2 separate regions of the Homo sapiens genome follow, and region 1 is linked to region 2. A link is a loop called in an ENCODE intact Hi-C map of the cell type or tissue named here. Cell type or tissue: heart right ventricle. All regions are shown on one strand. Each heading gives the region's core, and the rest is flanking DNA. Links, peaks and the distances in the headings are about the cores only. Region 1 has its middle 68 kb from the start of MCM5. Region 2 holds the start of LOC107985590 (a long non-coding RNA gene).

Region 1 (15,088 bases), core at 2,822-10,821, 110 kb after region 2:
GCAGAGGAGGAGTTCCCACCTAGAAAGGAAGACCCCTTGTTCAAGCTCACAGGGCAGGGTTTGTGGGGATTAGACACAAATCTGACCAGCCTCTCTCCTGCATAGAACCTTGTAGTAACTCCCACTGCCCATGGGACAAGGTCAGACGTCCTGACACACAGGCTGGCAGGACCTGCTCCTGCCACCCCATCCACCCACCTCCCACTGACCTTGCCAGCCTTGCACTGTCCCTTTTCCCCTCCGTCTTTATTCAGATGACTGTAACTCCCCCTTCTTGACTCTGCCCACGTCCTCTCTGGGCAGCGTTTCCTGACACTTGTCCACTAGCCCAAGTGGACTCCCGGGTTCCACTTGGGCAGAGCTGGGATTAAAAGTGAGACTCGGCCAGGCATAGTGGCTCATGCCTGTAATCCCAGCACTCTGGGAAGCCGAGGCAGATCACTTGAGATCAGGAGTTCGAGACCAGACTGACCAATATGGTGAAACCCCATCTCTACTAAAAATACAAAAATTAGCCAGGCATGGTGGCATGCACCTGTAGTCCCAGCTACTCGGGAGGCTGAGGCAGGAGAATTGCTTGAACCCAGGAGGCGGAGGTTGCAGTGAGCTAAGATCATGCCACCACACTCCAGTCTGGAAGACAGAGTGAGACTCTGTCTCAAAAAAAAAAAAAAAAAAATAATAATAATAATAATAATAATAAATAAAAGTGAGACTGTCCACCTCCAGAACCCACGGCCCCATCCGCTGAGCTCTGCCGCTCCAGCCAGGGAGGGAGAGCTGGCTGGAGACCCAGTTTCCTGATTCCCAAGCCCGTGCCTTCCCTCACTCCCCTGTGCTTCAGGGCAGAGGTGGGCTGCAGGTTGGATGGCGGCCACAGGGCCAGAGGAGGTTCTCCAGGAGCAGGCAGGGGTGGTCTTCCCGGTGCTCTTTGCAGAGTCCCCTAACACTCTGGTTCTTGAAAACCTCAAAGAGAAGGAAAGTCCAGAGTAGGGCTTGGGCCCGGTGGAAAGGAAGATTCTTCCCCTCCCTTCTCACCCAATACCTTTGCTTTCATGGAGCCCAGGCTGAGACCAAGTGAGGAAAGATACTTGCCCAGAGCTCCAAGGGCAGGACGGAGGCTCTGTCCCACCCTGGGTCTCAGTCCCCGCCCAGCCCTTCACTCACTCCCCTTGCCTCTGACCCATAAGGCTGACAACCCCCCTCCCCTCTCACCACCAGCCTGTCCAGGGCCCCCCTCAGCATCGCTGCTGGATGCCAGCAGGGAGAGGGCTGGAGAATGTTGTGGATCAGGACATGGACTCTGCAGCCAGCCCCAGGTCTGAAATCTGCCTTTGTCACCTATGACCTGTGTGATCTCAGGCAAGAAACATGACCTCTCTCTGCCTCTGTCTCCTTGTGTGGGAAATGGGATGATACAGTTCTGGCACATCATCAGAACACCAAACTGTTCATTGTGATCACCGGGCACCAGCACCAGCTCAGTTTTCATTCTCAGCTCAACTAGCTCATAACCTGAGTCTCTGTTTTCTCGGCTGCTAAATGGGCACAGTAACCATACTGCAAATAGCGCTGAACACGGGGACTACTGCAAATGGTACTAGACACTGGGTAGACCTTCTTAAGATGGTACTAGTGACAGGAATGCCCTTGCCCTCAGGATGCTTACAATCAAGCAAGGGCAACAGAAGAGTAACTGGCTTCTCCCTCTGCAGCCTAGTAGCTGCTTTCCTGGAGTCTCTGAGACAGTGGGGAGGAAGGCCACCAACCTGCTTGGCAGGCTTAGTAGGAACCACGTGAGCAAAGGTCTGGAAGAGAGAGGACATAACACAGTGAAAGAATAACGAAGGACATGCCTTTCTGGAGCATCTGCCCCCACAGGCCTCCTACCCTCTCCAGGTTTCTGCTAGGTGAGCTGGGAAGGACCAGAGGCAGCAGCTGTGGGTCACTGGGAGAATAAAGAAGAGGCTCATGTCCTCGTCATCTCCAAGGAGAGGCCATTAAGGAGATACTCTTGGGTAAGCAGGAGGCAAAACACACACACACACACACACACACACACACACACACACACAGAGAGAGAGAGAGAGAGAGAAAATGTAAAAGTGGGCCATGAATCTGGAGGTCTGGGACTAGCTGCTGTGTGAGCGTGGACAAGTCACCTGACCTGTCTGGATCTTGGCTTCATCTCTGTCCTGTGTGTGGTTTATGGGGAGCTGATCCATCTGCACATGTCCAGCCGGCCTGGGAGACCTCACCTTGTGGTCTGGGGCAGTTGTCCTAGGTCTCGGCAGACGTCACTTCCCAGATTTTTCCCTGTCCCCTGGGATTTGCTGCATGGGAATGCCAAGCCCTACTTCTTCAAAGCCACCGGGTCTTCCACACTGCCTGATGTTCGCCCATCCCCATCACCCAGCACCATCCTCCAGCTCGAGCAGAGGCTGGCAGGGCCCTACCCGCAGCCCCACTAGTTGGAGCGAGAACTGAAGGTGGCGGCACTCCCACTATGCACCAGGTTATTGGCAGGTATTAACTCCTTCAATCACCCCATGAGGTCACTGTTCATGTTTCCATTTTACAAATAAGGAAACAGGTTCAGAGAGGTTAAGTCACTGGCTCAAGGACACCCAGTCGGTATGTGGCTGAGCAAGCATTCCTGTTTCTGCTAAGTCAGCTGCTTGTCCTGTGCTGTGACACTCTGGGTACCAGAAGCTCACCAGGCTCCTGACCCTGCAGCTCTGAGCTGGGGAGCGAGGAGAAGGCTTGAGGCCAAGAGCATGGAGACTGTCCCAGCAGAGGCTAATGCCATGAGCATGAGCCTTACCTCCAGAAATGCCCTTCCTCCCGGTTCTTCTGAGAACCACCTCTGTAACTGCCCATTCATAGAGGAAAGAGCAAAAAACCGAGCACCCACCATTTGTCAGCTCTGTTCTGAGCACAACCTTGATGACCAACATGCATCCCTGCCTTCATGGGGATCACGGTCCAGGGTAGGAGACAAAGAAACTCAGGTCAGGAGTGCATGGAGTGTTATAGAAGAGGGGCATGGGGACTGTGGGAGCCAGAAAAGGAGTTCCTAGGCCAATCCAGAAATCAGGGAAAGCTTCCTGGAGGAAGAAATACATGTACAAATGGCTCCTCAGTGGGCTCGGACCAAGGAAGGTCTGCTTTGTTCCTTGTTATCTACCCAGGACTGAGGACAATGCCTGACAAAAGTGAACTCTCAGGAAAGAATGGCTGAAATGATTTGCTTAATTTGAAGTGATACAGTTTGGCTGTGTCCCCACCCAAATCTCATCTTGAATTGTAACTCCCACAATTCCTACGTTTAGTGGGAGGAACCTGGTGAGAGGTAATTGAATCATGGGGGTGGGTCTTTCCCATGCTGTTCTCCTGATAGTGAGTAAGTCTCACGAGATCTGATGGTTTTAAGAACGGGAGTTCCCCTGCACAAACTCTCTCTTTGCCTACTACCATCCATGTAAGATGTGACTTGCTCCTCCTTGCCTTCTGGCATGATTGTGAGGCGTCCCCAGCCATGTGGAACTGTAAGTCCATTAAACTTCTTTATTTTGTAAATTGCCCAGTCTCAGGTATGTATTTATCAGCAGTGTGAGAACAGACTAATACAGGAAGCTCCATGACAAATGACTGATGCCTTTAAGAATGTCAGGAAAATGTCTGGGATATTCGGGAACTGAGAAGGCAGTGGGGGTGGGGGTGTGTGGGTGAGCTCTGTCTTCAAAACCTGCAGGCACCACCAGCAAGAGAAAACCCACTGGACCTGGGGGACCCCAAGGGGCAAAGCCAGGACTGGTGGGAAGAGGCATATTTGGCTCCATCTCTAAGCAAGAGCATTTCAACAATCCAGCAGTTAGAAAGGCCGGGAGCTGTCTGTGAAGTTCTGAGTCCTCCGTTAGAGGGGTTTGAGCTGAGGCTGGATGGCTATCTATTAAGGATGCTGGAAAAATAAATAGATCAAAGGTCTTGGTGGGAGGCGGAGTCCGCTGAGTTTTCCAGGTCTCGTCTGTGGCTGAGTCTGAGATGTGCCTGCCCAACGGGCGACTCACTTTGTCCCCGCTAGCAGAACTCCCATTCAGGGTAGAACATCATGGCGCCCACTACAGGAGCTGAAAAGGATTGTTCTAAGCCTTTATGACTGTCCTCCTTTGTCAAAGCCTTCCCAGCCTGCTCTGCAACAGCAGCAGTCATGTGACCCAGTTCTGGCCAATGGTGTGTCTGTTGAGCAACTTCTAGAAAAGATCTTGTGTCCTCCCCACACAAGGGAGGCTGTCACCTAACCACTGTGGGGCAGCCCTTTCATCTTCCTTATGGGGATGAGGGTGAGAGTATAGGATGCCTGGCAGCCACCTTGAGACCATGAGGCAACAAACCGTAAGCTGAAAAGCACACACTCAGGACAGCAAAGGAGTGAAGTTTGGGGCAGCAAAGCTTAGCAATTCTGAGATACACCATCTTTTGATATTTGACATCTTTGAAATCAAGATGTATCTTATGATCATCATTAGGTGTTAGGGTGTACTTGGCTATTTTTTTTTAATCAATAGAGACATGGCATAGTTTAGGGATTTGTGCAATACCATGTAAATAATACATAGTGTAACCAAGAGCCCGACCAGACCTTTTCCAACTCAGCATGTGAGACATGGTCTGAGGGAAGGAAGGGAGATGAGCTCAAACATACTGAGCACCTACTATGTGCTCAGGCACTTCACAGGTGCCACCTCTCCCAATGTTCACACGCCCTGCACTTGCCCAGAGTCACTCACCCAGGAAGTGGCAGAAACAGGATGAAACGTAGATTTATTTGACTCTGAAGCTAAGGCTCCCACAGTTTGTTTGTCTCTGTCCTTGGGGCTGTGTCCTCTTCCAGTTCCGCAGCCGAGGGGCTGAGTGCAGGAGTTGTTGCCTCCTCCCCAGGCACCAGTGTCCAGATGGTTTGCAAACTGCTTGCCCCTCCGTCTCTCCTCTTCATCCTGGGGCCATGAGGAGCTGCCACAGGGCTTTTAAGAAGGGACTGACGGCTGGGCACGGTGGGTCACACCTGTAATCCCAGCATTTTGGGAGACCGAGGTGGGTGGATCACGATGTCAGGAGTTCGAGACCAGCCTGGCCAATATGGCGAAACCTCGTCTCTACTGAAAATACAAAAATTAGCTGGGTGTGGTGGCACGTGCCTGTAGTCCCAGCTACTCGGGAGGCTGAGGCAGAAGAATCGCTTGAACCCGGGAGGCGGAGGTTGCAGTGAGCCGAGATCATGCCACTGCACTCCAGCCTGGGCAAGACTCTGTCTCAAAAAAAAAAAAAAAAAAAGGAGAATGACATGGCACTAGTGACTTATTTCTCTGGGTTAAGCATGGCCCTCTCCAGCTCTCTTGCTTAAAAGACAAGGTGCTGATGCAGGGAAGTCTAACAACCCTACCCTCAGGCACAAGCATGTATCTTGTTGGGCTCCTCGAGTAGAGGAAGGATGAGGGACATGTCCCAGGGAAGGCCCCCAGGTCAGCCTCACTGGCTTCTCCAGGAGGTCAAGGGCTGGCAGAGGCCCTGCCCATCCCTCTGCCTTTACACTGACCTCCCCGCTCTGTCTTCTGCTGCTGTCACCCATGCCTTGGGCAGACCACACAGCCAGCCTGGCTACCCTGAGTCCATTCCCCTGACTTCACCTGAACAGCGGACAGCAGGAGTTGAACCTCTGAGCCTTGGATTCAGGACCGTCTGGGTTCAACTTCTGTCTCCCCCAGCTGTAGACAGGTGACCCTGGGGAGTTATTTATTCTCTCTAAACCTCAGTTTGTTTATCTGTAAAATGTGGGTAATGACACTTTACTATACAGACTTCTCGAGAGAATCAAATAAGACAAAAATATAATTGACAGAGCACCATGCTAGAGCAGAAAACTCTATAAACATCACTCTTATTTCTATTGTTGAAATTGTCCAGCAATGGTATCTGTGGAACATAAGGCTCAGAGAGGGGACATGAATTGCCCAGCACCATACAGCCAGTTGATGGCACAGCTGGAATCAGAATGTGAGTTTTTTTTCCCACTTAATAATAATAACAATAAAAATAACATTAATGGGGGCCATGTGCGGTGGCTCATGCCTGTAATCCCAGCACTTTGGGAGGCCAAGGTGGGTGGATCACCTGAGGTCAGGAGTTTGAGACCAGCCTGGCCAACATGGTGAAATCCCATCTCTACTAAAAATACAAAAATTAGCCCAGCATGATGGCGGGTGCCTGTAATCCCAGCTACTCGGGAGGCTGAGTCTGGAGAACTGCTTGAGTCTGAGAGGCAGAGGTTGCAGTGAGCCAAGATTGCGCCACTGCACTCCAGCCTGGGCGACAAAGCCAAACTCTGTCTCAAAAACAAAACAAAACAAATCATGCTGGGCGTGGTGGCTCACGCTTGTAATCCCAGCACTCTGGGAAACTGAGGTGGGTGGAGCATGAGGTCAGGAGATGGAGACCATCCTGGCTAACATGGTGAAACTCCATCTCTACTAAAAATACAAAAAATTAGCCGGGCATGGTGGCAGGCACCTGTAATTCCAGCTACTCGGGAGGCTGAGGCAGGAGAATAGCTTGAACCTGGAAGGCAGAGGTTGCAGTGAGCCAAGATTGTGCCACTGCACTCTAGCCTGGGTGACAAAGTGAGACTGTGTCTCAAAAAAAAAAAAAAAAAAAAAAAACACCACACACACACAAACAAAAACAAAACAACCGAAACAAAATAACATTAATGCCAGCTAACACTTACCAAGGGACATTCTACGTGTTTTAAGTGTGTTTTTTCATTTAATCCTTACGACTCTCTGAGATAGGTATTAGTCTTATTATAGCCATTTCATATATGAGAAAACTGAGGCACACTAAATAATTTTCCCAAAGCCACAGAGCCTCAGTGGTAAGCCCAGGATTTGAACCCAGGGAGTTCTGGCCCCAGAGTCCAGCAAGTGCTTGTTGCACATGCAACCAATTCACTAGTACATTTCCCCTGAAGACGCAAAGATGACTCTGGCAGTGTTCAGGCTCCAGACAGTGGTCTCAGACCAACCTAGCAGAGCTCATCAAAGCACACTGTGATGAGGAGGTGTCTTATCATCTCCTGCCTTCCTCATGAAAAAAAAAAAAAATGGAGTTCGCTGGGCCGTTCCAGGGCCCAGTGTCAGGCAGGACACTGGTTTCCTGAGCCTGGCATTGTGGCCCAGCACCCCAGGGCCATGCCTGGCTCTGCAGTTTCGTTTGGTGCCTACATGGAAGCTGGCCCAGGCCATGGCTCCTGTGAAAGCTGCAGGCCCGGGCATTCCCCGCAGGCAGCTGGAGAGCTGGCTGTCCAAGACAAAGGCAGCCTCTAAAGGTCAGAAGCTGCTCTGGGGCCTGGGATCTTTGCTTCCTGCTCCCAGCACAGCCTGTCCTCAGCCTGCAGGCTCCTCCTCCCAGTGCTCTCAGCCAGAAGGAAGGAGCAGGCAGATGGCACAGCCCCAGCCCTGCCTACAGCCCCCAGACGCGGAGCCCGACCCTGCCCTCCTTCTGCCAGGGGAAGGAAGTCCACTTCTTAAGCCTGGCATCCAGGGATGCTGAGGGGCTGAGATTAGAGAATTTCGGGGGGGTGATGGAACTGCTCCGTGTCTTGATTGTGGCAGTGTTTGCGTGACTTTGTTTTTCAAAACTTGTAAAACTGTGCACTGAAAAGAGGCAAATCACACCTCAAAAAAACCTAAAAGTCATATTTATAAATATAAATAAGCATAAGACTTGAAAAAAAGGAGATGGGGAAACTCTCCAGGACGTTGTTCTGGGCGGATTTCTTGAAAAATACCTCACAAGCACAGGCAACCAAAGCAAAAATGGACAAATGGGATCCCATCAAGTTAAAAAGCTTCTGCACAGCAAAGGAAACAATCAGCAAGGCGAAGAGACAGCCCACAGAAGGGGAGAAAATATTTGCAAACTATACATCTGACAAGGGATTAATAATCGAATAGATAAGGAACTCAAACAACCCTATAGGAAAAATCCTAATAACCCAGTTTTAAAATGGGCAAAAGGCTGGGCACAGTGGCTCACGCCTGTAATCCTAGCACTTTGGGAGGCCAAGGCGGGCAGAACACAAGGGCAGGAGATAGAGGCCACCCTGGCCAACACGGTGAAACCCTGTCTCTCCTAAAAATACAAAAATTAGCTGGGCATGGTGGCGCACGCCTGTAATCCCAGCTACTTGGGAGGCTGAGGCAGGAGAGTCGCTTGAACCAGGGAGTTGGAGGTTGCAGTGAGCCGAGATCGTGCCACTGCACTCCAGCCTGGCGACAGAGGGAGACTCCGTCTCAAAAAAAAAAAAAAAAAAAAAGAATGAAATCCTGTCATTTGCAACAACATGGATGAAACTGGAGGTCATTATGTTAAGTGAAGCAAGCCGGGCACAGAAAGACGAACTTCACATGTTCTCACTTATTTGTGGGAGCTAAAAATTAAAACAATTGAACCATGGAGATAGAGAGTAGAATGATGGTTATACGCTGGGAAGGGTAGTTGGGGGGCAGGGGAAAGTAGGGATGGTTAATGGGTCCAAAAATATAGTAGAAAGAATGAATAAGGCCAGGCATGGTGGCTCACACCTATAATAGCAACACTTTGGGAGGCTGAGGCAGGAGGAATTTGTGAACCCAGGAGTTCAACACCAGCCTGGGAAACATAGTAAGACCCTGTCTCTGTAAAAAATAAACAAAATTAGCCGGACATGGTGGTGCACACCTATAGTCCCAGCTACTTGGGAGGCTGAAGTGGGAGGATTGCTTGGGCCCAGGAGGTCAAGGCTGCAGTGAGCCATGATCACAGCACTGTACTCCAGCCTACGTGACAGAACAAGACCCTGTCTCAGAAAAAAAGGAATGAATAAGATCTAGTATTTGATAGCACAGCAGGGTAATTATAGCCAATAATAATTTAATTGTACATTTCAAAATAACTAACAGTATAATTGGGTTGTTTGTAACACAAAGGATAAATGCTTGAGGTAATGGATATCTCATCTACCCAGTAAATATATACACCTACTATGTACCCATAAAAATTTTTTAATTTTTTTCAATAAATAATTTAAAAAGAAAGAGCGGCCAGATGGATGGCTCATGCCTGTAATCCCAGCACTTTGGGAAGCCGAGGCAGGAGGATCACTTGAGCCCAGAAGTTTGAGACCAGCCTGGGAAACATAGCAAGAACTTGTCCCTATAAAAATAAATATATTTTTAAATTAGCCAGGCATGACTTTGGGAGGCTGAGATGGATGGATCACTTGAGGTTGGGAGTTTGAGACCAGCCTGGCCAACACAGTGAAACCTCATCTCTACAAAAAATACAAAAATTAACCTGGCATGGTGGTGTGCGCCTGTAATCCTCAGCTACTTGGGAGGCTGAGGCAGAAGAATCACTTGAACCCGGGAGGTGGAGGTTGCAGTGAGCTGAGATCGCGCCACTGCACTCCAGCCTGGACATCAGAGCGAGACTCCATCTCAAAAACAAACAAACAAAAAAACTAGCCAGATGTGGTGGCACATGTCTGTAGGCCCAGCTACTGGAATCTGTAGTCCTAGGATCACTTGAGCCCAGGAGTTCAAGGTCGCAGTGAGCTACGATGGTCCCACTGCACTCTACCCTGGGCAACAGAGCAAGACCTTGTCTCAAATAAATAAATAAAAATAAAAGGAGAAAGACCTAACACACTGAGGAGGCCGAGAGGAGCCCTGGCCACCTCGGCACTCATAGGCCCAGAAGGTCAAACACCAGCCCTGGGCTCCTGGCCACAGCCCTGCAGTGCTACTCAGGACCGCAGGGAGGACACTGAACCATAGGAATTTGAACACCTGAAGCCAGTGTTCAAAGAGGCAGCAAGACCAGGCCCCAGAATGCACGGATGCTGGCCCCAGCCACGGCCCCTGTGAAAGCTGCAGGCCCTGGCATTCACCCCAGGCAGCTGGGGAGCAGGCTTCCCAGGACAGCCTGTCCACTGTCGATTGCCTCATCCAACCCAGCCACGCATCCAAATACTCCTAGGACCCAGTCCCTTTGCCCTGCAACCAGACATCCCTCTCATCTGCTTGGGACTCTCCACCTCACTGAGCCTTTGTCATGTGTGAGGTCCCAGCTGGGTTTCTTTTCATCCCAGATAAGAGGAAAGTGGGGTCTAGAAAGGCTGAGTACCTGCCCACAGTCCCCCAGCTGATACAGAAATAAGACCGAGGCCAAGCTCCTGACCGCCATTATCCCATTAATCTTCACATCAACCTTGACGGAAACACTGTGAGTGGTCTTATTTTATAGATGAGAAAAATGACACACAGAGAGGGTAAGTTGCCCAAAGTCACACGGTAGTAAAAGGCAGAGTTGGGACTCAAACCCAGGAGACTGGCTCCAGGATACCACTCTCAGCCACTATCCTCTTATCCCCCTGAAGAGGGCAAGCTGCCACTACCTCATGCCACTGCCTAAAGAGTGTGCTTGGAGACTTTTACTGTCCTTGGTGGTCCACTGTTACCCCAGGCACCATTCTGCTAATAGTTGAGTTGGCAGAGTGGAGTAGTTGAGGCAGTCCGTGGAAGAGTGTGACTCTCCAGTGTAACCCCAGCTACAAGGGCCTCGCTTGGTTTTGCCACAGCTGAGTGAGTTTAGGAAGTTACTTCACAGCCCTGTGCCTCCAGGGGCCACACCTGTTTAAGGGATGCTGGCAGCAGCCCTACCTCTAATTAGTCATAGGTATCCAGGGCACATAACTGCACCTGGTACAGGGCAAACCTCCCCCGCAGAAGTGTTAACCAGTGTTGTCCTCACTGGCATCATCATTACTGTGTGAGGGTGGGAACAAAATACAAAACAATATGGTCTCCCTACTGCCAGAATCCAAAATAATGATCACTCAACTTCCAGGTCTCAGCAATAGCTTCCTGCCACACATGGGGCAGCTGCTCTTGTCTTGTCAACTTGATCCCAACCAAGGGACAGGGCCTCACAGCTAGACCCTGGGCCTTGCCTTCTGCAATGACCATCAAGCATCTTTCTTGGAGCCCCTTCTTTGTCCTCTGTCTGTCCCTCTATTTCCTCTGCTGTTGAAAGGGTTGGGGCAGGAGAGCACTGGAAGATTTCAGACACTGCAGGTAGGGAAGGGGAGATGGTGAGACCAGCACCGAGATCTGGTCCCAGGGTGGACTTCCCCAAAGACAGCCAGACTTGCTGTTCTACCACTTGGTGTGCTAAAATAGAGTCTGTCTTCTTCTTGACCTAGAGCACTATTACAAAAGGCTACCTTCACCGGAGCAGGACACTGTCCTATAGCATTTTGTTTAAAGCAATTATTTAATTGTTGTCTTCCAGATGGATGAGAAGAGGGCCTGTGTTTCTCTTATTCATGGCTGTGCCTTCAGGGCCTGGCACACAGCAAAAGTGAGGATAGATGAATGGATGGATGGATGAGTAAGTAAGTAGATGAATGGGTGGATGAATGGATGGGTGGATGAGCAGATGAATGGATGGATGGATGGCTGGATGGATGAGTGGATGAATGGGTAGATGGATGGATGAGTGAATGGATGGGTGGATGGGTGGATGGATAGATAACTGAGTGGGCAAATGGATAGATGGGTGGATGGGTGGATGGATGGATGAATGGATGAGTGGATGAATGGGTAGATGGATGGATGAGTGAATGGATAGGTGGATGGGTGGGTGGATAGATAACTGAGTGGGAAAATGGATAGATAGGTGGATGGGTGGATGGATGGATGGATGGATGGTGGGTGGATGGGTGGGTAGATGGATGGATGGATGGATGGATAGTGGGTGGATGGGTGGGTAGATAGATGGATGAGTGGATGGGTGGATGGATGAATCATGGGTGGATGGGTGGGTAGATCGATGGATGGATGGTGGGTGGATGGATGGATGGATGGATGGTGGGTCGATGGGTGGGTAGATGGATGGATGGTGGGTGGATGGATGGATGGATGGATGGATAGGGTAAATGATGCCCTGGAAAGGCTGGGTCTGGGGCCTCAGGGGGACCACTTGCCTTCTCTCCACCTGCTGCTCAGAACTGCAGACTTGTGACATCACCTCTACAAATCCTCTGTTGGAGGCCTTGGTTCTTATGATCCGTGGGCTAGTCCCTGAGCCCCTCAAGCAGGGCCAGAGTGGCAAACTAAAAAACCAGATCTGACAAAGGATAAAGATAGAAGGAAGGAGAAACTGGGGGTAGGGGTTGGTGGTGGGGGCAGGACAGCCCAGAACAAAGGGCTGGGAAGGCAGAGAAAGTAGTAGGTGGAGGAGAAGGGAAGGAGGGCAGGAGAGGGAGGCAAAACAGAAGCTGAAGGCAGACAGGGGGACTTGATCAAAGGAGAGGCAAATAGGGCAATCACCCGCTCCCTGTGTCCCTCTCAGGACTTTAATGAGCCTGCGCGTGGGTAAGAGCTCCACTTGGCTGACTTTCAAAGCCCTTCCTCTCCATTAGCACATCTCAGTCTCACAACATCTTTGTGGGTCGGTTTTATTATTATCCTCCCACCAGCATGGCCCCGAGGAAGGAAGACGTCAGAAGCAGCTGGCCTGGGCTCAGATTCCAGGCCTCACTCCTGGCTGGGGGACCCTGGCAGTTGTGTGGCCCCTGAGTCTCATCTTCCTTGCCTGTGAAATGGGGGGTGACAATGATGCCGTCTGGCAGGAATGTCACGAGAAGCAAACAAGAGCATGTGAGAGGGTCTGGTACCCAGGCAGGGCTGCCCATCCTCTGTCCTCCCTTCTTCCTCACTGAGCTTGGGTGCAGGCAGATGTGTGTGTGCCTGCACATCCGAACTGCCAGGAGGCTTCGGCGTGGCCCAGTGCCTGGGCCTGCCCCCACAGACTCTGGTTCCATTGATGTGGAGTAGGGCCTTGATATCAGGACTTTGTAAAACTCCCCAGGAGATTCTCGTGTGCAGCCAGAATTGGGAGGCTCTGGTCTAAGTATGTACACGTGGGTAAGACAGGAACTCTACCAGGAGACCCAAAGAACTAGTCCCATGGACGGTCTCTGGGGAGAGCAGCCAGTGGCCAGGGCCCGAGGCGGGCAGTGTGGGAAGGAGGAAGATGTTTCTCTGGATACCCTTGGGCCTTGTGAATTGAATTTTGTTCCATCTGCACGTATGACCTATCCAAAGAGTAAATTTGAATGTTTATAATCAGAAGCAAATGGGGCCGGGTACAGTGGCTCATGCTTGTAATCCCAGTACTTTGGGAGGCCAAGGCGGGTGGATCACTTGAGGTCAAGAGTTCGAGACCAGCCTGGCCAACATGGCAAAACCCCATCTCTAGTAAAAAATACAAAAATTAGCCGAGTGTGGTGGCACATGCCTGTAGTCCCCAGTACTCGGGAGGCTGAGGCAGGAGAATCACTTGAATCCAGGAGGTGGAGGCTGCAGTGAGCCGAGATCTCACCACTGCACTCCAGCCTGGGTGATACAGCGAGACTCCATCTCAAAAAATAATAAGAATAAGAATAAGCAAATGGGATTAAATTCAGCTCAACTCACTCCCAAGATTGGCAGGAAGTCCTTGATAGAAGTATTTTCAGGCCAGGTGTGGTTGGCTGTTGCCTGTAATCCCAGCACTTTGGGAGGCCAAGGCGGGTGGATCTCTTGAGCCGAGGAGTTTGAGACCAGCCTGAGCAACATAACAAAACCCCGTCTCTACTAAAAATACAAAAATTAGCCGGCTGTGGTGGTGCATGCCTGTGATCCTAGCTGCATGGGAGGCTGAGGTGGGAGGATCGCCTGAGCCTGGGAGGTCAAGGCTGCAGTGAGTTGTGATGGCACCACCCACTCTCACCTGGGTGACAGAGTGAGACCCTGTCTCAAAAAAAAAAAAGAGAGAAAGAAAAGAAAAAGAAAGAGAGAGAGGGAAGCATTTTTAGTTCCTTCCTCTTGGGTCCACGGGTCTTACAAGAACCCCAAGGTTCCCTGGTCCCTGGGAAATGGAGGTGACACTGGCCTCAGCTGTTAGGGGCTGAATTGTGTCCTGCAAAATTTCATCTGTTGAAGACCTAGGCCCCAGTACCTGAAAATAGGACTTTATTTGGAAATGGGGTCTTTAAAGTGGTAATTAAAGTCAAATGAGGTCCTTAAGGTGGGCCCTAATCCCGTAAGCCTGGTGTCCTCCTAAGAAGAGATTAGGACACAGACACACACAGAGGGACAACCAAGTGAGGACACAGGGAGAAGACGACCACCTACAAGACAAAGGCAGAGGCCTCAGAAGAAACCAACTTCGCCAACACCTTGATCTCAGACTCCTACACTCCAGAATTGTGAGACAAGAAATTCTGTTGTCTAAGCCACCGCATCCGCCTAGGCTTTCAGACAACAGTGTCTTCAGAGCATCCACCCTGTGTGCCAATTTCTCCTTTTCAGCTCTTCAAAACACAAAGTCTTGGCTAATGCCCTTCCTTCCCCGAGCAGCTGTAGGGCTAGACACCACGTAAGGACGTTTCTCAGTCTTCTTGTCTTTCTTCCTCCTTCTTCCCGCCCTCCCTTCCTTCCTTCCTAACCTTCTGCAGCCTCAGGACCCTTGCAGTTGCAACCAACCTCATTTTTGCTTGTTTCTTTTCTTTTCTTTTTTCTTTTTTTTTTTTTGAGATAGAGTCTCACTCTGTTTTTGTTTTTGTTGTTGTTGTTTTTCGAGACAGAGTCTTGCTCTGTTGCCCAGGCTGGAGTGCAGTGGTACATTCTCAACTCACTGCAACTTCTGCCTCCCGAGTTCAAGCAATTCTCCTGCCTCAGCCTCCCAAGTAGCTGGGACTACAGATGTGCACCACCACACCTGGCTAATTTTTGTATTTTTAGTAGAGACAGGGTTTCACCATGTTGGCCAGGCTGGTCTCGAACTCCTGACCTCAGGTGATCCTCCCGCCTCAGCCTCCCACAATGCTGGGATTACAGGCATGAGCCACCGTCTCCAGCAGGCTCATTAACTTTTTTACATTTTTTTTTCCTGAGACAGAGTCATGCTCTGTTGCCCAGACTGGAGTGCAGTGGCATAATCT
Region 2 (15,088 bases), core at 2,641-10,640:
ATTTTTAGTAGAGATGGGGTGGGTCTCACTATGTTGCCTGGGCTGGTCCTGAACTCCTGGCCTCAAGCGATCCTCCTGCCTTGGCCTCCCACAGTGCTGAGTTTACAGGCTTGAGTCACCGCACTCAGCCTGTGCACTTTAACTGAGGAGAGCGTATGAGTGTGACTTGCTCTGGGTGGCAGCGGGGCTGCCTGGGCGCTAGAGGCTTACAGCCCAACCTTGTGGCTGTCTGGCCACCTACCCCATGTCCTGACCAGGGGCCAGAACTGAGTCATTTTCCAGAGGGCGGAGGCTGAGATTTTCTCACCCAGTGTGCTCATCCCTTACTCCCAGGAAGGGGAACGCCAGTCCAGGGTGACTGAGGTCTCAGGGGCCACTGCTAAGCTTCACTCCTTCCTGGCTGGCTCTGTGGCCTCGGGCAAGTGATTTCACCTCTCTGGCAGCAGTTTCCTCTTCTGAAGAAATGTAGATGATGAAATTCCCAGTCCTTATCTCACAGGCGGCTGTTAGGCTCAAATTTATGAGGACACCTCAAGAAGGGTTTAGTGCATCCTACATGCTTGGAAAATAGCTCATCATCTGCTAGGAGGGAGGCATGGGCAGGGGCAGAGTGTGGGCCAGAGACCCCGTATCCCATCCACTTTGTGCCAGAGTGGCAGGCTTTGTGAAGTCCAGCCCACCTCCTTCACATCCTTTCCTCTTATTTCCGCAGCAGCCTGTGCCCTACATGGCATTACGGATCTGGGACAGGAGGATCGGCCCCCCATGGCCTTGATTTGTTCATCTGTCAAATGAGGGGACTGAACCAAAAGAAGTCCAAGGTGTCTGACACTCACCTTGTTTCTGACAACCTTCACCTGCTCCCTGGCTCTGAACACCCACCGAGTGGCCACCTTTGTCTTCAGGATTCACCCTCACCTTGCCCATGGTCCTGTGGCTTCTTTTTTTACCCCTATTCCTTCTCCTGGCCCTTGGAGGAAGGGGCCCGCCTTTCTCCTGGCGTGATGGAGGGTGGGTTCAACAGCGTCTTGATGAAGTAACCTTGGGCATATCCTGGCTCTGGGCTTCAGTTTCCCCTGCTAAGCCCTCTCTGTCTTTGGGGGAGGATAGTGAAGAACCCCAGAATCTAGGGGTAGCAGGGGCCTTAAATGGCACTGGATTCAACACCAGACCCAATGCTTAAGGCCTCCACCGCACCCAGGCTATGCTTGCATACCTCTGGAGGGATGGGGAGCTCCCTGCTTCCCCAAGCAACCCACTCTGTCTGTTTGCTAGACAGCAGTGATTGTGTCTAACAGGGATCACACATAGTGGCTGGCACTGAGGCTCAAAAATGAACAGGAGCAGGGTGGCACAGAGGTAAGGACCTCGTTTGGGTTTGAATCCTGACTGTCTTCACCTCAGACTGGCTGTGTGTGGCCCGTGAGAGTGACTTAACCTAACCAAACCTCGGTTTCTTCATGGGCAGATGGCAGTAATGGTACCTGCCTTGCAAGGTTGTTGGAAAGGTTAGTGCTATGAAAACCAAACATCCCGGCACACATGAGTGTTTGTCTCATACCAGGCTCATTCATTCTCAGGGAATAGGTGCTATTGCCACCTGCATGTGTTCAGATGAATTGTTTAGAGGCACAGAGAGGTTAAGGAACTTGCCTGAAGTCACACAGTGACTGTGACGGATAGAGACCAGACCTGGACCCAGGCATCCTGTGCCCAGGCCCCTTGTACCCTCTCAGAAGGCATCCAGCTCTGTGCCAGCCCAACTATCTTCTCACGATGGTGTGGGCCTGAGTGCTACATGCTCCCTGGGCCCCAACATCCTTTTAGCCTCCGTTGCTCAGAGGACAAGAAGGGCTCAGGGTTTTCCGTTGTTACTTCCAGCTCTGTCCCAACCATATCATTTCAGATCCAGAGGACGAAGGCTCTGAGTCCAGCCAGAACCCTGGGGTGTGTAACCTTAGGAGGTTTGCTAAGGAGACCAGCATGACGAGCCGGCTGGAATCTGAGCTCTCTGACCCCCACTCCTGCCCCTACAGCCACTTGGTCCCATGGGGTGTGGCTGGACAGAAGCCATCCTCTTCCTTCTGCTCTGTCCAACTGGCTTCTACCGGTAGGTGACAGGGCAGTGTTCCCAGCAGTGGGACAAGAGGCACTGGCACCAGGCCATGAGCCATGCATTCCTAGCTCTGCAGGGCATGCATGCCACGCGGACTGTGACAGTGAGCTCTTCCAGGCCCCCAGTGAGCCTGAGAGGGGGTCTGGGAAGAGTCAAGAGACACCCAGACAGTGCCATGTGGCAGTGAAGCCTCTGGTCCCAATCTGCCAGGGTGCAAAGCCCCAGGACTGCTGGTGGGATGTTGGGTGAGTAATTTAACCTCACTGTTCCTATTTCTCCATCTATAAAATGGGTAGAGGGTAGCAGCCTTCTCATAAGGCTGTGTGACGGTTTCACATGTAAAGTACTTAGCACTATGCCTAGCACACAGAGAGGGCTCAGGGAGTGAGAATCATTGTTATTCTCATTCAGCATCCATCTCTCCACCTCTTTATACAACAACTACTTAGAAAGTGTTGGATTCAATTTTGCTCCATAACAAGGTACTCCAAAACGTAGTGGCTTAAAACAATCAGCATTTCTTCTTGCACACAAGGTGTGAGGATCAGGAATTTGGGACTGGCTTGGCTGGGTGGTTCTGGCTCAGGATCCCTCATGAAGTTGTGGGCAGGATGTTGGTCAGGGCTGCAGTCATCTAAGGCTGGACAGGAGAGAGGATCCACTTCCAAGGTGGCTCCCTCACAAGGCTGGCCAGGTCATGCTGGCTGTGGGCCAGAGGCCTCAGTCCCTCACCATGTGGATCTCTCCACAATGCTGCTTGAGTGTCTTCCCAACATGGCAGCTGTATTCTCCCAGAGCAAGTGGTCCAAGAGAGCCAAGGAGGAAGTGCAATATCTTTCATGACCCAGCCTCAGAGGTCTCACTTTGGCATTTACACAGTGTCCTCTCAGTAGCACAGGTCCTCTGCTCAGCGTGGAAGCGGACTCCACAAAGGTGTGCATACCAAGAAGCCAGGATCTCTGGGGACCCTCTGGGAGGCTGGCTAAACTCTGTTTTGCTTTAGGGATGCAGCAGTAAGCGAAATCACGGTGATTGCTCTCACAGTCAAGTACGACTATGTGTGTTTGTGGCTGTGTGTGTGCGTGCACGTTGAGTACAAAAGAACAACAGACAGCAAACTCAAAGAAATACCTTGAGACATATTCTACAAAGCAAACAGACAGAGTGGCATGATGCTGTATAACAGGGTGTTATAGAAAAGGCTTCTCCAAGGAGGGGGCTTTGGGATTGAGGCCCGAGGGTGAAACGAGCCCACCAGGGGCCAGGCAGTGAAAGAGGGTGTTGCAGGCAGTGGAACAGCATAGGCACACTCAGAGAGGTGGCAATGTGGTGGCCCCTGGATCTGGCCTGCCTGGTTTTAATGCCTCTTGGCCACCCTCTTTGACCTCAGTTTCCTCATCTAAAAAAGGGGATAATAACAGGTCCTACCACCTATGGGGTTGGAGGGATTAAGGGAGATACTTTGAGTGAAGTCCATAGTGCAGTGCCTGGTGCACCAAGTGCTCAGAAATGTGAGTGTCATCATCACGATTCAACAGTGGCACGCAAAGATGACAAAGACCTGGCCCGAGTTATAACTGTGAGGCCTAACATGGAGGGAGGCACTATCTGAAGCATTTCCTAGCAGTGGTGTCACCTAATGGAAGGCAATGATCTAGTATGGGAGATGGGCACATAAGACAAGCATTGGAACACCCTGGACAGGGTCTGGGAACACAGCGGGGGGGAGAGAAAGGGGGAGGAGGGTGATCTTCCTGACCCCGCAGGGGAGGGGTGCCTGGGAAGGCTTCCCCGGGAGTGGCACAGCCATCTGGAGAGATGAGTGGGCAGAGAAACTTCTAGGCGGCCAATAGGGGCTGGAGGGAGCACAGGGTCTGCAGGGGACAGCAGGTAGCTCCATGTAGTTCCAGGTGGCTGGAACTCTGGTCTCTGTGGACGCAAGGAAGGAGATGGGGAAACAGACTCATGTAATGAATGGGGTGGGCCTTGCCCGTCACAGTTGAGTGGGCTTTCCTGTGGGGTGGGATCAATGAGCAGGAGGGCCGGAGGAGGCAGGGACGGACAGATTTGGTGGTAGGAGTTTCCTCTGGGTACAGGGAGGAAGGAGTGGAGGCAGGGAGGCCAGTGGAAACACAAGGCCAAGCAAGGGATGGTGAGGTCAGGCCCAGGGCAACAGGTATACGAATGGAGGGGATGAGGTGTGCCCCAGAGGGGAAGGGGGAGCTGAGCAGAAGGTGGGGAGGGGCAGAGGAGGGGAAGAGGGCGGTGGCTCCTGCCCTTTCCAGGTCCTGGCCAAGTCTCCACTCCTTTCCAGGGAGCTTTCCCCTTCCCTCCTCTCCCTGACCTCAGATGCAACTACCCCCATCCCTAAGATAACACCAAAAGGGCCGGGCGCAATGGCTTAGGCCTGTAATCCCAGCACTTTGGGAGGCTGAGGTGGGTGGATCACCTGAGGTCAAAAGTTCAAGACCAGCCTGGCCAAACATGGCGAAACCCCATCTCTACTAAAAAATATAAAAAATTAGCAGGGCGTGGTGGCAGATGCCTATAATCCCAGCTACTCAGGAGGTTGAGGCAGGAGAATCATTTGAACCTGGGAGGTGGAGGTTGTAGTGAGCCGAGATCACACCATTGCACTCTAGCCTGGTCAACAGAGCAAGACTCCGTCTCAAAAAAAAAAAAAAAGAAAAGAAAAAGAAAGGATAATTCCAGATAGGCATGAGATCGTGGGAACTCTTCGGCATTCCTGCATTACAGCACTTACTATTTCAATGGTGGCTACCATCTATAGAGCACTTACTATATTCCAGGTAACACACAAATACACACACACACCCACACACAAAACTTCGTTTTAACCTCACAATAGCCTAGCAAGGTAGGCACGTGGCTCCTGTTTTACAGACGAGAATCTGGAGGGTTGGAGAGGCTAAGTAATTTACCAAAAGTCACATGGCTAGTCAGAGAAAGTCTGGGTTTCACTAAATTAGCTAATCAAAAGTGCTTATACTAGTGCCTGGCATATAGTAGGCACTCAATAAATGTTAGCCACTCCACAATTTTTTTGCAGAGATAGGATTGGGCCGGGCACGGTGGCTCACGCCTGTAATCCCAGCACTTTGGGAGACTGAGGTGGGCGGATCACCTGAGGTCAGGAGTTCGAGACCAGCCTGGGCAACACGGTGAAACCCCGTCTCTACTAAAAATACAAAAAATTAGCCAGGCGTGGTGGCGGGTGCCTGTAGTCCCAGCTACTTGGGAGGCTGAGGCAGGAGAATGGCGTGAACCCGGGAGGCGGAGCTTGCAGTGAGCCAAGGTCACGCCACTGCACTCCAGCCTGGGCGACAGAGCAAGACTCCGTCTCAAAAACAAAACAAAACAAAAGAGAGATAGGATCTTGCTATGTTGCCCAGGCTGGAGTGCAGTGGCTATTCACCTGTGTGATCATGGCACACTACAGCCTCTGACTCTTGGGCTCAGGTAATCCTCCTGCGGAGTAGCTGGGACTACAGATGTGCACTACCACGCTCGGCCCTTCCGCTATTTTTGCTAACATCATCAGCTAGATCTGTCTGGCTGCAGAGCCTATGGCCCTCTGGGGGGCCACTTGAATTTATCTTGTCCGGTTCTGAGAGTCTGTCATCTGTTTATTTGCCCCACTGGGCTGTGGAATCCGGCAGAGCAGGGACCAGATCTGGTTGGTCTGTGGGTCTTGAGCGTCCCTTATGGGGAAGGCCCAGAGTGCATGGTCAGTGATGGTTTGTTGATGGAATGAACAATGTATCAAGTTCCTATGCCTCTTAGAATCTTGGGATTTCTCCAGCCATGTTTGTCCCTTAGAATGATGGAATTTCATTAGCCATGTTTGTTTCTAAGAATCCTGGGGTTTCTCCAGCCATGTTTGGCCTTAGATCATGGGATTTCTCTACGGAGGAGCCTTGGTGATCATCCAGGACACTCTGTCTCTTACCAGCCTTCTTCCTCCCTTCCTCAGGCACTGGCCCATAATCCAGCTCCTACTAGCCATACCCTCCTCCTTGTCCCAGGCCAGTGCCCCCTACCCATCCCCAGACCAAAACTGGAGTCTCCACGAAGAGCTCACTTGTCTTGTCCTGGCCTCCCAGTGGCTGGACAGACTCCCTGCTAAGGCTCAGGGCAAGCCCCACCTCCCTGCCAGTCCCTCCAGCCACCTGCGTCTGCCCCTGACTGGGCTGGGGTGTGTCGGTCTCCTCTCTGAACCTCTGTTTCCTCAGCTGCAAAATGAGGAGGATCATTTCGAACACTTTTAGCTCAGCTTTGTCAGTTTGCTACCGGGGTCCAGCTGGGTGGAGGATGAGGACCTTATGTATTACTATCTCCCTGCATCTCTGTGGGGTACCTTGCGGCTCCCGGGGGAAGCAGCATGTCTCTTTAAGGCCACTAGATGGCACCAGCGTGTCACCCGTCTCCCTGCAGGCTGACCTCAGGAGGAATTCCACCTGTGGGATTACACCCTAAGGACCACAGCCACCTCCCTCCTCCCACTGGCAGGAGCCCCTGAAGATCTGCCAGTGGGCGCAGGCAGGATGTGCAGGAGTTAGGGACAGGGGTGGGGGTCAGACAAATTTGAACTGGGGAGTTCTGAGCCAGGCCCTGCTCTTAGAGAACATCCTGGCTCTCTGCTTAGCAGTTAGTTCGCTGGTGACCCTAGGCATTTCATAGCACCCCTTTGAGACTTCAGGTTCTTTCTCTGTGAAATAGGGTACCAAGTCTCTTCTCCTGTGCATCGTGGAAACTGAATGATACTGGGCACGTAAAATGTCCATTCTGCCTCCGGGCACAGAGCAAGCTTCCACAGCATTAGCTGCCACACTAGTTATTAGTGTTACTTTGTAATTTAGTATTACGTCTCAGAATCTCCTCTGGGAGGAGCCTTAGGCAGGATGCCCAGAGATCTGGGTCTGCAATGGACTGTTCTCTCACTGTGTGACCTTTGGCAAGTCATTTCCCATCTCTGGTCCTCGGCTTGGCCTCCACCAGCCTCAAGAGGCTGGGAGTATCATGGAAAAATAAGGGCTTGGGAATCAGACAGACTTGGGTGTGAATCCCACCCACTTCTCCTCTTCCCAGCTGTGTGGCTTTGGGCTGCTCTGATAATTCCCTAATGATTTGTGTGACTATTTATTCTAAGTCTGTCTTCCTGGTTCTCTAGTACGTTCCACGAGGGCCAGGCTCATGTCAACGTGGCTCACCTACATAAACTCAACACTCAGCTCAGTGTCTGGTACGAGTAGCTGCAATAAACAAGGGTGATTCATTATCAGCGTTACTATCACTGTATACATTCACTCAGCAGCAGCAGCAGACCCCGTGTTCAGAGAGTCCTCTGCACTCTTTTTTTTTTTGAGATGGAGTTTCGCTCTTGTTGCCCAGGCTGGAGTGCAATGGTACATCTCGGCTCACCACAACCTCCAACTCGCAGGTTCAAATGATTCTCCTGCCTCAGCCTCCCAAGTAGCTGGGATTACAGGCACCTGCCACCATACCTGGCTAATTTTTGTTTTTTTAGTAGAGACGGGGTTTCTCCATGTTGGTCAGGCTGGTCTCCAACTCCTGATCTTAGGTGATCCACCCGCCTCGGCCTCCCAAAGTTCTGGGATTACAGGTGTGAGCCACTGTGCTTGGCCCCTGCACTGTCTTAATAATCCTCATCATTACCTCTGTTTTATGGATGAGGAGACTGAGAGCCAAGGAAGTTAGGTCATTGCCCAAGGCCACACAGCTACAAAGTCACAGGCACTGGGGTTGGAAGCTGAGCTCCATGACAGCCTTGTGTGAACGGATGTGGCAAGCTGAGTGAGAGTCCTCCAAAGATACCCACGTCCTAATCCCCCAAATACCTGTGAATCGTACCTTATCCAGCAAAGGGAATTCTGCAGATGTAATTAAGTTAAGGATCTGGAGATAGGGACATTATCCTGGATTGGTCAGGTGAGCCTAATGTCCCCACAAGGATCCTTCTATGAGGGAGGCAGGCATGTGGCAGTAGGAAGAAAGAGATGAGATGACCAGGCATGGTGGCTCATGCCTATAATCCCAACAGTTTGGGAAGCCAAGGCAGAGAGATCACCTGAGGTCAGGAGTTCGAGACCAGCCTGACCAACATGGTGAAACTCTGTCTCTACTAAAAATACAAAAATTAGCTGGGTGTGGTGGCATGCACCTGTAATCCCAACTACTTGGGAGGCTTCAGCAGGAGAATCACTTGAACCCAGGAAGGGGAGGTTGCAGTGAGCCGAGATAGCACCACTGTACTCCAGCCTGGGCAACAAGAGCAAAACTCCATCTCAAAAAAAAAAAAAAAAAAAGAGAGAGAAAGAGATGAGACTGAGGAAACGGGAGAAAAGACCATGTGATGTGGGAATGAAGAGAGCATTGATTCTATCTTGAAAGACAAGGAAAACCAGCCCTGCTGACGCCTTTAACACAGTGACACTAGTTTTGGACTTCTGACCTCTAGAATTATAAGGTGATAAATGTGTGTTGTTTTAATTTACCAAGTTTATAGTAAGTTGTTACAGAAGCAATAGGAAAATAAGGCACAGAGAACTGAGATAACGTATAAAAACACCCGGTATACAGTTGCAGCTCACTAAATGTTCTTTCCTTCCCAGCACTACCCCGTTTTCCTTTTCCAGCTACAACAGAATGGCAGAGAGGAAAGGACCCTCCGGGATCTTCCAGTTCAGCCAGCCCATTTTACAGAGGTGGAGACTGAGGCCAGAGGTAGGGAATGGCCCCTATCTTGCAGAGGTGAAAGGGGTCCAGGGAGCGAACTTGGGGGAAGGTCCTGGGCTGCTCGGTCTGTTCTAGTGTCTAGCACTGGGCATCCTGGGTGAAGTCATCCAGTCCAAACCCATTTTCCAGGTGAGGAAACTGAGGCCTGGCATTGCCTGAGAGATCTGCAACCTGCACCCCAAGCTGACAGGGTGTGTGCAGGCCTGGAGCCCTCATGAGTCCTCCTATTCAAAGGCCCTTCCCTCCCCCTCTTGAGCGCTGTTCCTCTGTGTGTATCCGCTGCAGACAGGGGCCAGCAGGGTCTGGGAAAGCCACATCAGAAGCCTGCCCAGCTGGAGCGGAGGAATGGGAGAGTGGCTTCTTGGAGGTCTTCAGCCTGGGAAAAGTCCGAGGCCTTCCTGTCCCCGCTCACCCTGTTCCTCCCAGGCAGGTCTGGTCCAGACAGCTGTGAGAAGTCCCCTGGAGGCAGCGTCCCAGTGGAGCTGGGAGGAAAGAGGGGCCCAGAAAAAGGAATTTGACCTCTGATCTGCAGCCAGTTGGTAGCATTATTCTGGATTATCCTAAATTGAGCCTGGAACCCTGGGCTTGTGTGACAGACCAAGGGGCCCCACGGGCTCTCTCTGCTCAGGCAGCTGGAGACACAGGTAGCGCCGTAACACCCAGCGACACAGGCATGATTCTTTTCCATAAAACATTCACACCACTGCCAGCCTTGATTCTCAAAACAGCCCTGCCAAGGAGAGGCTGTTACTGTCCCATTTTACAGATGAAAACATCAAGGCTCAGGGCCGGGCACAGTGGCTCACGCCTGTAATCCCAGCACTTTGGGAGGCCGAGGTGAGCAGATCATGAGGTCGGGAATTTGAGACCAGCCTGGCCAACATGGTGAAACCCCATCTCTACTAAAAATACAAAAATTAGCTGGGTGTGGTGGCGGGCATCTGTAATCCCAGCTTCTCGGGAGGCTGAGGCAGGAGAATTGCTTGAACACGGGAGGCAGAGGTTGCAGTGAGCCGAGATCGCGCCACTGCACTCTGGCCTGGGCGACAGAGCAAGACTCCATCTCAGAAAAAAAAAAAAAAAAACAAGGCTCAGAGAAAAGAGGGGACTTGCCAAGGTCAACGTCCCATGGTGGCAATGCTAGAACTCCACTAGCTTCGGGACCTAAGCTCTTGTGGGATGACCCTCGACATGACTCTAGCATGTTCTAGCGGCAGCCTTGCTGTGGGACCTTGAGCAAACCCCTTCTCTGAGCCTCTGAGTTCCCATCTGCAGGGGAGCAGATAGCAACTGCATCTACTTCATGGTGGCACTGTGTGGATAAATGAGTGAGCACTGTGCCTGGCACATGGGCAACACCTCACTATTGCTCACCCTCACCATCCCTGCATGGGTTACTGGATTACAGCAAATGATACCTGAGTATGCACCGGGCATCAGGAACCCAACGGACAAAAGTCCTTGCACCATAAACAGGCAATGCAGGAAGTGAGGGTGTGGCCGCGTTGGTCCTCGGCGGAAAAGCCTACCAGGTAGGCGGAAGAGCAAGTGGGGTGGGGCTGCCTGGAGTGTTCAAGCCACACCAGAGAGGCCAAGTTGGGTGAGCAGTGGGACAAGGCCCAGGAGAAACCAAAGAGATGGTGGGGGTACAGCCAAGCCTGCAGACCATGGTATCCACTGGTGGACTTCAGCTTCCACTTTCGTGAAATGGGGCTATCGCAAGGTGGCCTCGTTGTCAACAAAACCCGCAAGGCCTGAAATAGGCCCTTGGACCCTGGGTCGCCATCTGAGAAGTGGAATGGTCACGAGGCAGCCACGGTCCCCCACTGGGGACATTTTGTTCTTCTGGCTGAGACCCAGGGAGTCCCCAGGGGCACACTGGGATTGCCCTGCTGAAGGCCTCTGCAGCTGAGGTCCTCCTCTGCTGTGGCTCTGACGCTTTCTGAAGAAGCTGTGCAGCCTGCTGCTCTGGTGTGGGTGCAGGGCCCCTCCCAGGCGACCTCCTGCTGCATGCCGTGTTGAGGGGAGTGTGCGTGTGAGTGTGGGCCCGGGTGTCTTCCTCCCACTCATCTCACTCCTAGGGCTTCCATTCCAACCTTGGATGTTGGGGTACAGTAAGCAACTGCTCACTGCCTCATTCCAGGGGTGCCCTGGGTGAACAATCATCTCCTACCTCTCTTCCTCACCCTCAGGATGCCCATGGTAAGGCTGTAGCTGCTGCCATCATCCCTCTGGCTTCAGTTCAAGGGGAAGGAATATCTGCCATCCATCCACATCCTGGTCTTCTGTCCTCCCACCTCTCTATCTGCCTGCTTATTGGTCCATGCATTTATCTCTCCACCCACCTACCCAATGATTCCACTCACATATCCATCCATCCATCCATCCATCCATTCATCTCTCCATCAATCCATCCACCCACCCATCCATCCACCATCCATCCATCCATCTATCCATCTATCCACCCATCCATCCACCATCCATCCATCCAGCCAGCCATCCATCCATCCACCCACCCATCCATCCATCCAGCATCCATCCATCCATCTATCTACCCACCCACCCATCCATCATCCATCCATCCATCTATCCACCCATCCATCCACCTTCCTTCCTTCCATCTGTTCACCATCCACCATCCATCCAGCCAGCCAGCCATCCATCCATCCACCCACACATCCACCTTCCTTCCTTCCCTCCCGCCTTCCTTCCTTCCTTCCATGCTCTGAAAAACCACCAGTCTTTCTGTCTGATTACTATTGGTCCATCCTCTCACTCATCCAGCCAGCCATTTGTCCATCTTACACTCTCTCTCATCTACCTATTGGTCTTCCCCAAAACAGACCTCTCTGCCTGTCAATTGGTCTATCTATCCATCCACCCACCTACCCTCTTGCCGACTTCCCACTCACCCATCCATCAATCCACCTTCCTCCCATTCATCCATCTCTCCACCCCACTTCCCACTGGTCTGCCAAACAACTTATTAGCCTGTCTGTTGGTTCATCCACCCATTCATGGGACATTTATAGAGGCCTATCCTGTATGCTCAACATTGTAATAATAGCTGCCAATAATAGTAAAAGCTACCAATTACAGAACATTTGTTTTACATCAGGGAATTTCCTACATTCTCACATTAACCTATCCTCATTTGACAAATGAGGAGAAAATGCTAAACAACTTTTATTTTTATTTATTATAATTTTTTGGAGATGGAGTCTCGCTCTGTCACACAGGCTGGAGTGCAGTGGTGCGATCTTGGCTCACTGCAACCTCTGCCTCCTGGATTCAAGTGATTCTTCTGCCTCAGCCTCCAGAGTAGCTAGGACTATAGGCGCATGCCACCACACCCGGCTGATTTTTTGTATTTTTAGTAGAGATGGGGTTTCACCATGTTAGCCAGGACAGTCTCCATCTCCTGGCCTCACGATCTGCCCACCTCGGCCTCCCAAAGTGCTGGGATTACAGGCGTGAACCACCGCGCCCGGCCACTAAACAATTTTCAATAGACAATTGTCAAACTGCTTGATTTAACAGTGACTATAAGGTAGATACAATCACCATTTTGCAAATAGAGACTTGGCCATGCAGTTTGCCTGAAGTCACAGCACTCATGAATGACAGGCAGAATGTGGCCCAAGTGTTCTGACTCGAGTTCAGCACCCCTTCCCTCCGACCACCACTGCCTGAGCTCTGGCATGGGTGCCAGTACACCTGATTTCCAGTCCTGGCTCCTGCCATCCCGGGGTGTGACTGAATACATCAAGTCAGGCTTGGGGCCCCCATTTTCTTGTCTGGGGGTTGGAGTAGTAGCTTTTAAAAAGCCAGGATTCCTACAGCTCTTCCTTTGCTTCTTCCTCTGCCTCCCCATGAAGAGCCATGAGCACCCCGGAGAGGAGCTGGGCTAGGGGAGCTCTGAGTCTCTGACCTTGGACATGGCCTGGCCCCATGTCGACCCAGTCTGACCCACTCACTCACTCTTACTCACTCACTCAACAAATCTTCACTGAGTGTGTACCACAGGCCCGAGCCCTGCGGGCGCCATTTCTTACCATGGCTTCTGGACTAAGTAACACCCAGCCAAGGAGAAGGCGGCAGGCCCCCTAGGACAGGAAAGTCTCGTCTGCCCACCAGCTTGCCTGGGACCTCACCGTTGCCCTTGGTTTTCTCATCTGTGCAATGGGCTAATAATGGCCACCTCAGAGGATCAAATGAAGGAAAGTACATGTGGACCTGAGGTGGATCGACCTCAGAGGATCAAATGAAGGAACGTACATGTGGACCCTCTCCTCTCCCTTCCTTAGGAAATAATGGGGCTGACTTGAGCAGAGTTTCCCCAGGGGGACTGATGGGTTGACTTCTGGAGCAGGGGCCCCATGAAATTGCAGGCAGTGTTTGGGGTGTGTGTGTGTGTGTGTGTGTGTGTGTGTGTGTGTGTGTGTGAAATCTTCCACCAGGAAGGTCCTTACCTTTCATCAGACCTTCTGGGGGTCCATGACCTTCTTCCTCATTATTATAAAAATGATTGTTTGAGTGCTGACTCAGTACAGTTCTAGGTTCTTAGTACTCCTTGCCTCATTTAATCCTCAGTAGACAGCAGATGAAATAGTGATGGAGCTCCAGGATCCCAAAGCCTCATTGTCTGGAATTAAATCCTGGCTCCATCACTTCCCAGCTGTGTGCCCTTGGGCAGGTTAGCTAACCACTCTGTGCGTCAGTTTCCTCAGAGCTAAAGAAGGATGACAATAGTATCTCCTTCCTAGGGTTGCTTGGAGGATGACACACAGGTGCAGAGCTCAGAGCCATGCCTGTCCCTGAGCAGCACTCCGTAACTAGGATCTGTTAAAGTAGATGAGGAAACGGAGGCTTGGAGAGGTGAAGGCATTTATCCAGGGTCAACCATTGAGGAGAGAGCCGGGACTCGGATGCAGGTGGTCTGACACTGGAGACCTTGCCTCAACCGACCTGCCCTATGTGTGTTCTCTAAAGGACCCTGACCTCATCCCATCCTTGCCCCACTTCTGGCATACAAAGCTCTAGATTTTATTCTTGTCTGAGCCAGGCAAAGTAGGGGGGCTGACCTGGATGGTCTCTGAGATTCCCTGCCATTTCTGGCATTGGAGGCTTCTCTGCAGGAGTCCCAGTCTGGGGACAGCGGACCCAGCAGGCTGACGTGCCTCCAGAGAAGCTGCAGAGAGTAGGAACACGTGACAGCCCTGAACGTGTGTGCAACCCCTGCCCCCCAAACCCCAGCCACCCACAAGGTGCAGCTCCCAAGTCTCCCTGCACAGCCTCCAGGGGGAGGCACCCCCGTGGGTGCTGCTCCCTCCCAATGCCATGTGACACCAGCGGGTGGTGTGGGAGGGAGGAGGAGATGGGCTCCCCCGCTGACTGACAGCTTTCTCTCTGGGGAAGGCAGGGAGCTCCTGAGGCTGCGGTCCTCGGCACCAGATGGCTTTTAACAGACTAGAACACAGAGACGTGATTTGCTGGGCCATTTCCTGGCTCTGTGTGCAAGCTGGGCCAGCGTCTTCATTCCCCAGGCCTCACTTTGCTCATCCACAAAATGGGGACAATGGCTCCTTCCGCGCGGGGCTGTGGTGAAGGTGACAAGTGGAAGAGGCTGTGTGTGGCAGCCCCAGCCCCTAGCAGGCTCTCAAAACTACCAATTCCTCCCCATCCCTGCTCCCCTCTGGAGGCTGAGAGGGACTCAGGCCTGAGACAGGAAGTGCCCTCCTTCGGCATCTTGTCAGAGGGACAGGAGTTTAGCTGTGACCATGGCTGGGGGCTTGGAGTGGACTGCGGTGGCCTGTGCGGGAGAAGAAATCTCAGTTTCTTGTCATCAGGACAGCTGCTCAGGGCCCCAGCTCTGCGCCTGCCTGAGCTCGATGAATGGACTCTAAACCCACTCCAGGCCTTGGTCTGCCCTTTCCTCAGCTGGATCTCTGAGACCTGCACCAGCTTTAACAACCTGTGAGCAGGGCGGGCATCGCAAAGCCTCCAGGGCTGGGGGTGTCTACTGGGCAAAACCAGGGGCCGGGGAGGGTGAAGTTTGGGGAATCTTCTCCACATTTGTTGGGGGAAGCAGACAAATAAGGGTCCATATTTGTTGAACTGCATATTTGCTTATTCAATCCTTCCTTCAAAAAATACCTCTGAGTACCTACTATGTGCCAGGTTCTAGGCGCTGGG

Evidence for each region. Peaks named below come from ENCODE experiments on the same cell type or tissue, not always from the same donor. Only the 100,000 strongest peaks of a DNase experiment are listed, where the experiment ranks them.
Region 1: it touches region 2 in a loop (2.9-fold over the local background); 6 of 110 quality-filtered maps call a loop at or near these places.

Annotation. Positions count from the first base shown.
Region 1 is chr22:35,460,254-35,475,341 of GRCh38, reverse strand. No RefSeq gene overlaps it. Among named protein-coding and RNA genes, the nearest start is that of MCM5, 68 kb to the right of the region's middle. In heart right ventricle, for the core only: no CTCF peak of the experiment used is centred there; DNase peaks (open chromatin) are centred at 7,411 and 10,019; H3K27ac peaks cover 2,527 bases.
Region 2 is chr22:35,574,693-35,589,780 of GRCh38, reverse strand. LOC107985590 (a long non-coding RNA gene) reads left to right here and starts at 1,005. Exons shown (of 5, transcript XR_007068163.1): 1 at 1,005-1,011; 2 at 1,907-2,053; 3 at 2,115-2,361; 4 at 8,770-8,881. RefSeq lists enhancers at 1-556, 6,270-6,771, 8,746-9,245, 14,145-14,264 and a silencer at 6,451-6,530. In heart right ventricle, for the core only: CTCF peaks have their summits at 6,312 and 6,534 (motif pointing right); DNase peaks (open chromatin) are centred at 6,550, 7,047 and 9,247; H3K27ac peaks cover 4,625 bases.